Linked DNA regions of Homo sapiens: region 1 is linked to region 2. A link is a loop called in an ENCODE intact Hi-C map of the cell type or tissue named here. Cell type or tissue: CD14-positive monocyte. All regions are shown on one strand. Links, peaks and the distances in the headings refer to the core of each region. The heading gives the core; the rest is flanking DNA. Region 1 has its middle 16 kb from the start of MEGF9. Region 2 overlaps FBXW2 (F-box and WD repeat domain containing 2).

Region 1 (5,377 bases), core at 313-5,312, 53 kb before region 2:
CCGCACATTTAGGGGCGGACAACAGGTGCAGGAGGTATAAGGTGTAGGAAGGTAGGAACTGATGGGAGGTCACGTAAATGACATGAAAGTATTTTGCAAACTATAAAGTGCTGTCCCCAAGCAGATTATCATCACTACTATTATAATAAATAACTGCCTTTCCTCCCTGTGAAAAATGAAGGCTTCTCAGCAGTATCTCTGGGTTATTGGCCTTGGAAAAAAGTGGCTGCTTGGAGGGCCTGCCCAGACAGAGGGAATCTCGGGAAAGGATGGGCTGACGTGAATCTGACCCTGAGTTGGGAAGCAGCAGATGTGGGCTCTGGTCCCAGCTCTGCACCTAACTTATTATGTGGTCTTGGGTGGGTTACCTCCCCACCCTGTCTTTAGTTTCCCCATTGCTAAGATAGAAGGAGGAAAGAGTGGGGATTTTTTTTTTTCCAGACGGAGTCTCACTCTGTCACCCAGGCTGGAGTGCGGTGGTGCGATCACGGCCCACTGCAACCTCTGCCTCCCGGGTTCAAGCAAATCTCCTGCCTCAGCCTCCTGAGTAGCTGGGACTACAGGCACATGCTACCATGACCAGCTAATTTTTGTATTGTTTTTAGTAGAGATGGGGTTTTGCCATGTTGGCCAGGCTGGTCTTGAACTCCTGACCTCATGTGATCTGACTGCCTTGGCCTCTCAAAGTGCTGTGATTACAGGTGGCTCACACCTGTAAGATAATCAATTAACAAATAAAAGAGTGGGGATTCTAAGGCCTTTTTCAGCCTTCACATTTTGAACAATCGCTGCTACTGTTGGTGTTCCACTTCTCCGAGCTGGACAGTGACCGAAAAAGAATGTCACCTTGGGGCCCTTTACCAAAACAAAGGCTTGCTGGCAACCTCGGATGGCAGTGGCACCTTCCAGAAAGCAGGACCCATGCTGGATGGGAAGCCCATGGCTTATGTCCCCTGAGTCCACAGATCTCCAGTTCAGACGCTTCTCATCACTCCTGTCCCTGCCAGGACACTCACTGGTTTCAAGCTCCTTGAACCAGGCCCATTCCTGTCCCTTTTAATGTTCCAGTGGGAGTCTGAGTAATGACAGCATTCTGGATACCATCCTTTCCAGGATGTGGCCAGAAGACGCAGATGGAGTTTACATCCTAAGGGGTCCCGTTTTGATTTTTCTGTGAGCCAAAAACCCCAGGGCTTTCTCACATGCGCTGCTCCAGGCTCCATCTTTTGCCATTGAGGGTTTTGTATTCACTGTCCTGGAATTAAAAGTGTTCTCAAGGGATGCAGCATTGAGTCTTTCTCCTCATGTCTCAGGATCTTCATCATGAGAATACAATCATAAGCCTGCAAGAGATCCCCTTACATCAAAGTCATTCAATCCAAACCCTTCTCGCTGACACAGAACTCCGTAAACTGTAAAGCACTGTTGTACATTATTAATTCACATATTATTCCTTCTGTACCTTATAAAAGTCCTAGTTTGGGCAGGGCTAGGATTACCAGATAAAATGCAAGATGTCCAGTTAAATTTAAAATTCAAATTTAACTAGGCATCTTGTGATTTGATCCATTAAATCTAGCAGCCCTTGATGGGATCAACAGTCCCATTTTGCAGAACTGAAGCTCAAAGGGATGAAAGGATTTTACCCAAACTGCTTGAGAGCAGGGACTATGTCTGACTTTTTAAAAATATTTTTTTCAAACATGAGAAGTATATTCCCTTAAAGCCAGTGTATCAGTCCATTTAGCAGTGATCTAAAAGATTTATGCTTTGTGAAAAGCCTATTCATCTATGAATAGAGAATCTATGCCCTGTGTCTGTGTAGGTGTATATGTTGCACAGAACATTAAAAAGTTAATAAATTCATTTTTAATCCCCAGTTCCCAAGTTGGGGTTAGCTCAGAGAAGATGCTTGAGAAATGTTTACTCAACTATTGGGCTTTCTGAATCTTTCATTCCTACAAGAACCCTACAGAATGAAAAAGAAATTGCTGGCTCAGGACAAAGAATGGCCCCAGAATGCAGTGTCAGGCTTCCCTGATCTTCCTACATGGCTGTGCCAAAGATGAGTTGAGTTTCAGGAAAGTGCAGTGAAACTATCAGCAGTGAAACTATCACATCATGAAATAGTCATGGGCCTCACGAAAAGGCTTCTTGTCATTACACTTCCTTCCTGCTCCAGGTTTAAGACCACAGGGAGGCTTCCCTAAGGCTGCCAAATACAGCGAGGTCTTGGCATAAATGTTGCCCAAGGAGTCCTTACACCATCAAAGGCAGAGGCACAAAGTCCCTTTCCTGCCCTTTGGATGAGTAGACCTGTTGGGGGCGCTGGTGGGACAGCCCCCAGGTGGCTTCTAGACTTAGCTCATCTCCCTCCTGATGGACAGCTCAGGATCTGTCCACTGACAGATCACATACTTTTTTCAGCTGCCCAGCCAGAGCTGTGAATAAACACAGACTCTCCGAGAAGACTTGAGCTGCCGATGACAGAGGTCAGGGGTCTTGGTTCCATTCCAGGCTGTCAGCTAAGAAAGAGGATCTGCTGAAGAATTGGAGCCTGGGCATGAGCTCTTGCCATGGATGGAACTTTTTTCATGTGTGAGGTTCACCAGTTAATCCTAGAACGTTAGAGTTAGAAGAGATGGCCTTAAAAAGCACCTAGGTCAGGCCACGCATGGTGGCTCACGCCTGTAATCCCAGCACATTGGGAGGCCAAGGCGGGCAGATCACCTGAGGTCAGGAGTTCGAGACCAGCCTGACCAACATGGAGAAACCCCATCTCTACTAAAAATACAAAATTAGCTGGGCGTGGTGGCACATGCCTGTAATCCCAGCTACTTGGAAGGCTGAGGCAGCAGAATCGCTTGAACCCAGGAGGCAGAGGTTGCAGTGAGCCAAGATCGTGCCATTGCACTCCAGCCTGGGCAACAAGAGCGAAACTCCATCTAAAAAAAAAAAAAAAAAAAGCATCTAGGTCTAATCCAAACATTCTTCCAGGAAGACACACCAAGGCTCAGAGCAGGAAAGGACTCATTCAAGCTCACATGATAACTTGGCAGCAGAACCAGGCCTGGAATGCATATTTCTTCTTGGTGCTGCATTCCTGATTCAGAAGAGCAGCTCTCCCTGCTAAGCAAACAGCAGGTGGGCGGATGTGGTCACTAATCAGTGCACTGGCACTGTGGGTCATTGAGCTTTAACCCCAGAGCACCATTAACAGCTTAACCCAGTCTGTCACCCTCTCCTCCCTGGAGGCCCTGCAGTCCTCAGGATTAGAAATAAACTGCTCTCAGCCAAGCCCCTGAAATAGGAGATGAAATGGCCCACAGAGACCATCCAATTTAGTTCCCCCAGTGATGCCGAATCCCCACCCTCTGTGCTGGGAAGCAGTTCCAGTGACCAATGAGCTCAGTGAGCTTGCAGGTGTGTGGGCAGGCTGCACAGAAGCAGAGGGTGGCGAGTGGACCACAGGGGGATGGATGGGCATGGAACTGGTGCAGTTAAGCATCGGCGTTCCCATTCTGTCTCCTGTCAGCTCTGTTCTCAAGTCCTTTTGCTATTACACTAAAGCCCATCTCTGTGAACTTCTGTCTACTGGGTCCAGCTCAGATCCCTGGAGCCCAGGCCACACCCCTTGTGAAGCTGCTAAATTAGGCGGGAACCCTGGTCTGCATGCAGGACTGGCTGCCTGGCTCTGTTCCCTGCCAAGCCAATATCTGTATACCACTTAGGAGAAAAACTCTAAAGCCAAATGAGGAAAAGCAAGGACGGCTCTGCCTGTGATCCTTGGATGGATCCCCTGTATGTGCCAGCACTATTCTCAGCTCTTAGCAGAGAACAGAAAGGCTCTGTTGCTGTTCTCATGGAGTTTATGTTCTGGTTAGGGAGCCAGAGAGTATATGGGTACCTAAATAAATCAGATAATTTCAGAAAATGACAGTGCTAAGAAGAAAACACAGACTAATAATGGGATAGAAAATGACTCCGGGGTGGCATGTCACTTTCACAAGCATGGTCAAGGAAGCCATCTGGGAGAAGGTACACATTGAGCTGAGGCCTGAATGAGAACGAGGAGGCAGGCTGGGGAAGACCAGGGAGACAGAATGGTAAATGCAAAGTCTCATAGACAGACACAAGCTTCGTATGTGTTTGAGAGGGAGAAAAAAGCTGGAATGGGTAGAATATAGCAAATGAGAGAGAGAAAATCTGAAAGGAAGTTTTGGTCTGAGCCACAGTCTAGTGCGCTGAGCTGGGCTAAAGGTTAAATCATGGTGATGATTCCGCTTCCAGAGAAACAGAGCCACAGCAAAGCAGAAATCACAGCATCATCATGGTGCTAACTGTGAAGGCCAGATGCCCACTGGGGCAACTCCACTGTAACTGCAGCTCAGTCAGTTCTCCAATCCAACAGGAAACACCCATCCCAGGTTTGTTTCTAAGCCAGATGACCTCAGGGGGGCTTGTCTGCTGCTCCCCCAAAGCACAGTGTTCTTCTCAAGGAGCCCCCTGGGGCAGAGGCAACTAGAGAAGGAAGCCTACATCTTAAGAGTTTTTGTGAACTATAGAAGGCTAGACCATGAGCTTCACCTCCTTCACGGGCCTCCTTTTCTTGCTTTCAGGAACTGATCTTCTCTTCTCTTCTCTCTCTTCTTTCCTTTTTTAATAAAAACTCTCATGGCGTCCCAGGCTAGAGTACGCAGTGGTGTGATCTCGGATCACTGCAGCCTTCGCCTCCTGGGTTCAAGTGATCCTCCTGCCTCAGCCTCTTGAGTAGCTGGGACTACAGTCTTGTGCCACCACACCTGGCTAATTTTTGTATTTTTAGTAGAGATGGGGTTTCACCATGTTGGCCAGGCTGGTCTTGAACTCCTGACCTCAAGTGATCTGCCTACCTTGGCCACCCAAAGTGCTGGGATTACAGGCGTGAGCCACCGCACCCGGCCTTGCTTTCAGGATCTTCATGGGGTCTCTTCACCTCCTTCCCCAACCAGGCCTGTTCTCAGAGTCAGCTTTGGTAAAATAGTTCACTCTGGGATATAAATGGTACTGTACCCTCTCCCAGGAGTCCTGTATTTTATCAAGAGTCAAAGTCCTGGCTGGGTGCAGTGGCTCCCGCCTGTAATCCCAACACTTTGGGAGGTCGAGGCCAGTAGATCACTTGAGGTCAGGAGGTCAAGACCAACCTAGCCAATACGGTAAAACCCTTTCTCTACTAAAAATACAAAGATTAGCTGGGCATGGTGGTGCGCACCTGTAGTCCCAGCTACTCAGGAGGTTGAGGCACTAGAATTGCTTGAACCCAGGAGGCGGAGGTTGCAGTGAGCCAAGATGGCGCCACTGCACTCCAGCCTGGGTGACAGAGTGAAACTGTATAAAA
Region 2 (5,377 bases), core at 108-5,107:
TAAACAAGCAATAATAATTCAGTATAGTAGCTGGCAGGCACTACAAAAGCCCATAGCAAATACAAGGAGAGGACAAGAAGAGAAAACATCTCAGACGAGGCTCCACTGAATTTATGACCATGCTCTATAACACGTGCCTTAGGAACTGGCATGATTGGTTCTTCAACTACACTCCTCTTTTGTTTTTAAGCTGGGCTTTGGTATAGGACTGTTTCAAGAAAGAATATCATGGCAAAAAAAAAAAAACCTTTAAGTTTTAACTAATTTAAACCTAAGGATGAATAAGTTAGCCAGGCCAAAACAAAACAAAAGGAATAGTATATACCAAAACTTTTTCTGTAAAGGGCCTGATAGTAAGTATTTTAGACGTTGACCTATTGAGTTGCAATTACTCTCTTCTGCTGGATTTGGCCCACAGTCCACAGTTTGCCAATCCCTGGTATATACCTATTAAAGCAACTATTAAATATCTCTATATGCAACACAAAAATTATTGAAAAGGAACTGGGATCAAGTCATAAAGAACTATTTGGAATCATTCAAAAAACCGTCTAGGAGTTATTTACAATGCTTGTCAAAAGCACTGCCTAAAACATGAACACTGATTATGAAAACAGTTCAGTCTGACTGCGAAATAGTGGCAAGGTTTGGCTGCAGAACTGGGTTAGGAGGTTGTTTAACTATGACCTTATTTGCATATCAGAAAGATCACTATGGCTATATCATGGAAAAAGGTTTGAAGGGGGGAAAACTAGAGGCAAGAAGGCAGTTAAAAACCAGGGGAGAGGACAAACAAAATGTGACACATACATGGAATATATTTTATATACATACACACACACACACACACACACACACACACACACACACACATACACACACACACATATATACATACATGGAATGGAGTTATTCAGCCTTAAAAAGGAATAAAATTGGCCGGGTGTGGTGGCTCACACCTGTAATCCCAACACTTTGGGAGGCCGAGGCGGGAGGATCACCTGAGGTCAGGAGTTTGAGACCTGCCTTACCAACGTGGAGAAATCCCATCTCTAATAAAAATACAAAAATTAGCCAGGCGTGGTGGCGCACGCCTGTAATCCCAGCTACTTGGGAGGCTAAGACAGAAGAATTGCTTGAACCCGGGAGGCGGAGGTTGCGGTGAGCCAAGATGGCGCCACTGCACTCCAGCCTGGGCAACAAGTGCAAAACTCCGTCTCAAAAAAAAAAAAAAAAGAATAAAATTCTGAGATGTTATGATATGGAAGAACCTTGAAGACATCATGCTAAGTGAACTAAGCCAGCCACAAAAGAACAAATACTGTATGATTCCACTTATATTAGGTTCCTAGAGTAGTCAAATTCATAGAAAGTAGAATGGTGGGCCAGGCATGGTGGCTCATGCCTGTAATCCCAGAACTTTGGGAGGCCGAGGCTGGTTCACCTGAGGTCAGGAGTTTGAGACCAGCCTGGCCAACACGTTGAAACCCCGTCTGTACTAAAAATACAAAAATTAGCCAGACACGGTGGCGCATGCCTGTAATCCCAGCTACTCGGGAGGCTGAGGCAGGATAATCGCTTGAACCTGGGAGGTGAGGTTGCAGTGAGCCAAAATTGAGCCACTGCACTCCAGCCTGGGCACCAAATTGAGACTCTGTCTCAAAAAAAAAAATAAAACAAGCAAGCAAGCAGAATGGTTGTTTTGCCACAGGCTGTGGGGGAAGGGGCATGGGCAATGTTTAACTGACAGGGTTTAGGCTGGACATGGTGGCTCATGCCTGTAATCCCAACACTTCAGGAAGCTGAGGCAAGAAGAGTGCTTAAGCCCAGGAGTTAGAGATCATCCTGGGAAACATGGTGAGACCCCATCTCCATAAAAAATACAAAAATTAGCTGGGCATGGTGGCACACACACGTAGTCCCAGCTACTTGGGAGGCCAAAGTGGAAGAATCGCTTGAGTCCAGGAGGTAGAAGTTACAGTGAGCCAAGATCATGTCACTGTACTCCAACCACTCCAACCTGGGCTACAGAGTGAGACCTTATCTCAAAAGAAAACCCCCCCAAAAACAAACAAAAAAATTGGATACAGTTTAACTATATAGTGTATTATATACTGTTTATACAGTTAACACTGTATAGTGTTTAACTGATACCATTTTAGTTTGGGAAGATGTAAAGTTCTGGAAATGGATAGTGGTGATGACTGCACAACAACGTAATGTACTTAATGGCACTCAACTGTATGCTTTAAAATGATTAAAATGGTAAATTTTATGTTATGTATGTTTTCGCACAATTTGCAAAAAAAAAGGTTATCCAAACTAATTATTTAAACTAGTTTTTATAGGAAAACATTGTGCCAGTTTTACACCCTAAAAAAAAATAATAATAATCAGGTTGAGTCGAGTTCCATTTATAGTGATGCAAGTCTACTCCTGAGAATCCTTTAGGAATCACTGTTCTCTGCTCCTTTCTGGCTTTATGTCAGCCTCCCCTCTGGACTCCCATTTGCTGCACTGGCTAACCCAACATGTTTTCAAAGAGGTCACCAGTGATGCAGCATAGAGGTGAAAGAGGACTAAAGAAATGTGGACTCTCACACTGCACGAAAGAAAAAAATCCCTCCCCATTCAGTATCTTAAAAATCTTAATAATACTTTAAAAAAAATCAGACTATTGCACAGAACTCTAGATTTCAGGCTTCTCTTGAAGTCAGATCTAACAACTCTGACCCTGAATCCCACCCACATGGCAATAATTTATTACAATGGAGCACCAGCTGCACTCTTTAGAAAGGCAAGTGTTCTTGATTTGCTATAGTCCACACAGAGACTTTTACCTCAGTCAGGTCATCTTCCTGGTCCCAGTGTGTATGTTCCACAAGAAAAAACTGCTCTAATTCATCCGTGTATGCCCTCACATTGTTTTTCAAACAGTAGGCATCCCATAAGTAAATATCTACTGAACAGCACAAAGCATAATAGATTCCTTTCTTACCATTTCAGAAATAAATTGCGAAAGAGAAAGATAACTACCTCAATGTCATTAGCCATTAATCTCTTCAATAAAACTGTCTATTGCTTACTCAAGGCACTAATGTGAGAGTCACTAAGTTTATTGCCAAATTCAGGGTTTCCCAATTCCACCACAATGAGAATTCAATCTCTTAAGTAACAAGATGACACAAACACATGTACAATTCTGTCACAAATACCTCTCTTCACAGTTCCAGGGATGCTGCTGTTAGAAAAATTAAACTAATACTTTGGATCATTTTCAACCACTGCACAGCGTAATTTTAAATATGCAAACCTGATGAATTTAATCAGAATAAAAATCACATTAACATACAGACCCACCAAGAGAATAATCTTAAAATGTAGAATTGTAGATATTAACTTTCCAGGTAGTTAGAGAATTCAGTGAATATTTCCCATTTACTTCCACTCCAAGTAACTGCAGTTTTTACTACATTTCAAAAATAAGGTTTGATGAGAGAAGAAAAAAACTTTTTAAAGCAAGAGGACCTAGGCATAGTGGCTCACACCAGTAATCCTAGCATTTTGGGAGGCTGAGACGGGCGGAGTGCTTGAGCCCAGGAGTTCGAGACCAGCCTGGGCAACATGGTGAAATCCTGTCTCTACAAAAAATACAAAAAGGATCCAGGCATAGGGTTGCTCGCTTGTAGTCCCAGCTAAACCCGGGAGGCTGACATGGGAGGATCACCTGAGCCCAGGAGGTGGAGGTTGAAGAAAGCCAAGATCACATCATTGCACTCCAGGATGGAGCTACCCAGTGAGAGGTTGTCTCCAAAAAAGAAAAAAAAAAAATGCGGCTGGGTGCAGTGCCTCACACCTGTAATCCCAGCACTTTGGGAGGCCGAGGCAGGCAGATCATCTGAGATCAGGAGTTTGAGACCAGCCTGACCAACATGGTGAAACCCCTTCTCTACTAAAAATACAAAAATTAGCCGGGCTGTGGTGGCGCGTGCCTGTAATGCCAGCTACTGAGGAAGCTGAGGCGAGAGAATCGCTTGAACCCAGGAGGAGGAGGTTGCAGTGAGCCGAGACTGCGCCACTGCACTCTAGCCCGGGTGACAGAGGAGCTCCTGTTTCAAAAAAAAAAAAAAAAATGCTACAGGTGGTTGTGAAAAAATGGTCAACTGCCAGTAGGAGCTCCAAGCTCCAAGATGATACTGCATCTTAATATTTTTTTTTTTTTTGAGACAGGGTTTTGCTGTGTTGCCCAGGCTGGAGTGCAGTGGCACAATCTTAGCTCACTGCAACCTCCACCTCCTGGGCTCAAGCGATCCTCTCACCTCAGTCTCCCAAGTAGTTGGGACCACAGGTGTGAGCCAGCACACCCAGCTGTTTTTTTATTTTTTTGTAGAGATGGGATTTTGCTATGTTGCCCAGGCTGGTCTCAAAACTCCTGGGCTCACATAATCTGCCTGCCTTGGCCTCCCAAAGTGTTGGGACTACAGGCATGAGCCCCCTCATTTGGTCAACTGCATCTTAATCTTTTAAAATCATGAGGCAAAAGAGACATGGAAAAGCCATCACCACAACAGAGAAAGTACATCAAAGCCTAGAAGAACTGGTGATGTTGTTCTAGTAATCAGGCTTGTAACACAAGGAAAATAAAGTGTGAAATAACTTCAGGATGACAAACCAAACCATGAAATGCTTTAAATCAAATGTTTATTTTCCAAAACCAGCAGAGTGTCTAGCATTTCAGAGAAAATATCACCACATAATACATACCCTTAATGAATAAAGAAATGCATTGTAAAACGGTCTTGAGAAATGATACATCTCAACATTAAAAATATTTAAATTGAGTCTGGTGAGACTCCTGAGGGAGAAGCAAGTTACTTAACACTATATTGGTATGGCATCAATTCAATCTATCTGGAAAGGGCACTAAGAAGAGCTATAAAATTGGGCCGGGCACGGTGGCTCACGCCTGTAATCCCAACACTTTGGAGGGTGGATCACCTGAGGTCAGGAGTTTGAGACCAGCCTGGGCAACAAGGTGAAACTCCGCCTCTACTAAAAATACAAAAAAAATTAGCCGGGTGTGGTGGCGCACACCTGTAATCCCAGCTACTCGGGAGGCTGAGGCAGGAGACTCGAACCCTGGAGGCAGAGGTTGCAGTGAGCCGAGATTGCACCACTGCACTCCAACCTGGGTGACAGAGTGAGACTCCATCTCAAAAAAAAAAAAAAAAAAAAAAAAAGAGCTATAAAATAATTCATACTTCTGTATCTGGTGATTCTACTTTTAGACTTCTATCCCAAATGAATTCAAGGGAAAAAGAGGTAATACAAAGACACTAATAAAAACAGAAACAATCTGAATATGCATTGATATGGT

What was found. Hi-C counts contacts between places; a loop is a spot of excess contacts. Peaks named below come from ENCODE experiments on the same cell type or tissue, not always from the same donor. Only the 100,000 strongest peaks of a DNase experiment are listed, where the experiment ranks them.
Region 1: a loop joins it to region 2, with 1.9 times the contacts of the local background. A loop is called at or near these places in 3 of 110 quality-filtered maps.

The regions. Positions count from the first base shown.
Region 1 is chr9:120,727,685-120,733,061 of GRCh38, forward strand. No RefSeq gene overlaps it. Among named protein-coding and RNA genes, the nearest start is that of MEGF9, 16 kb to the left of the region's middle. In CD14-positive monocyte, for the core only: CTCF peaks have their summits at 2,211 and 2,419; a DNase peak (open chromatin) is centred at 2,207; H3K4me3 peaks cover 779 bases; H3K27ac peaks cover 4,463 bases.
Region 2 is chr9:120,780,804-120,786,180 of GRCh38, forward strand. The region is part of intron 3 of FBXW2 (F-box and WD repeat domain containing 2); the gene reads right to left. Among named protein-coding and RNA genes, the nearest start is that of FBXW2, 9.9 kb to the right of the region's middle. In CD14-positive monocyte, for the core only: no CTCF peak of the experiment used is centred there; a DNase peak (open chromatin) is centred at 3,128; H3K27ac peaks cover 2,484 bases.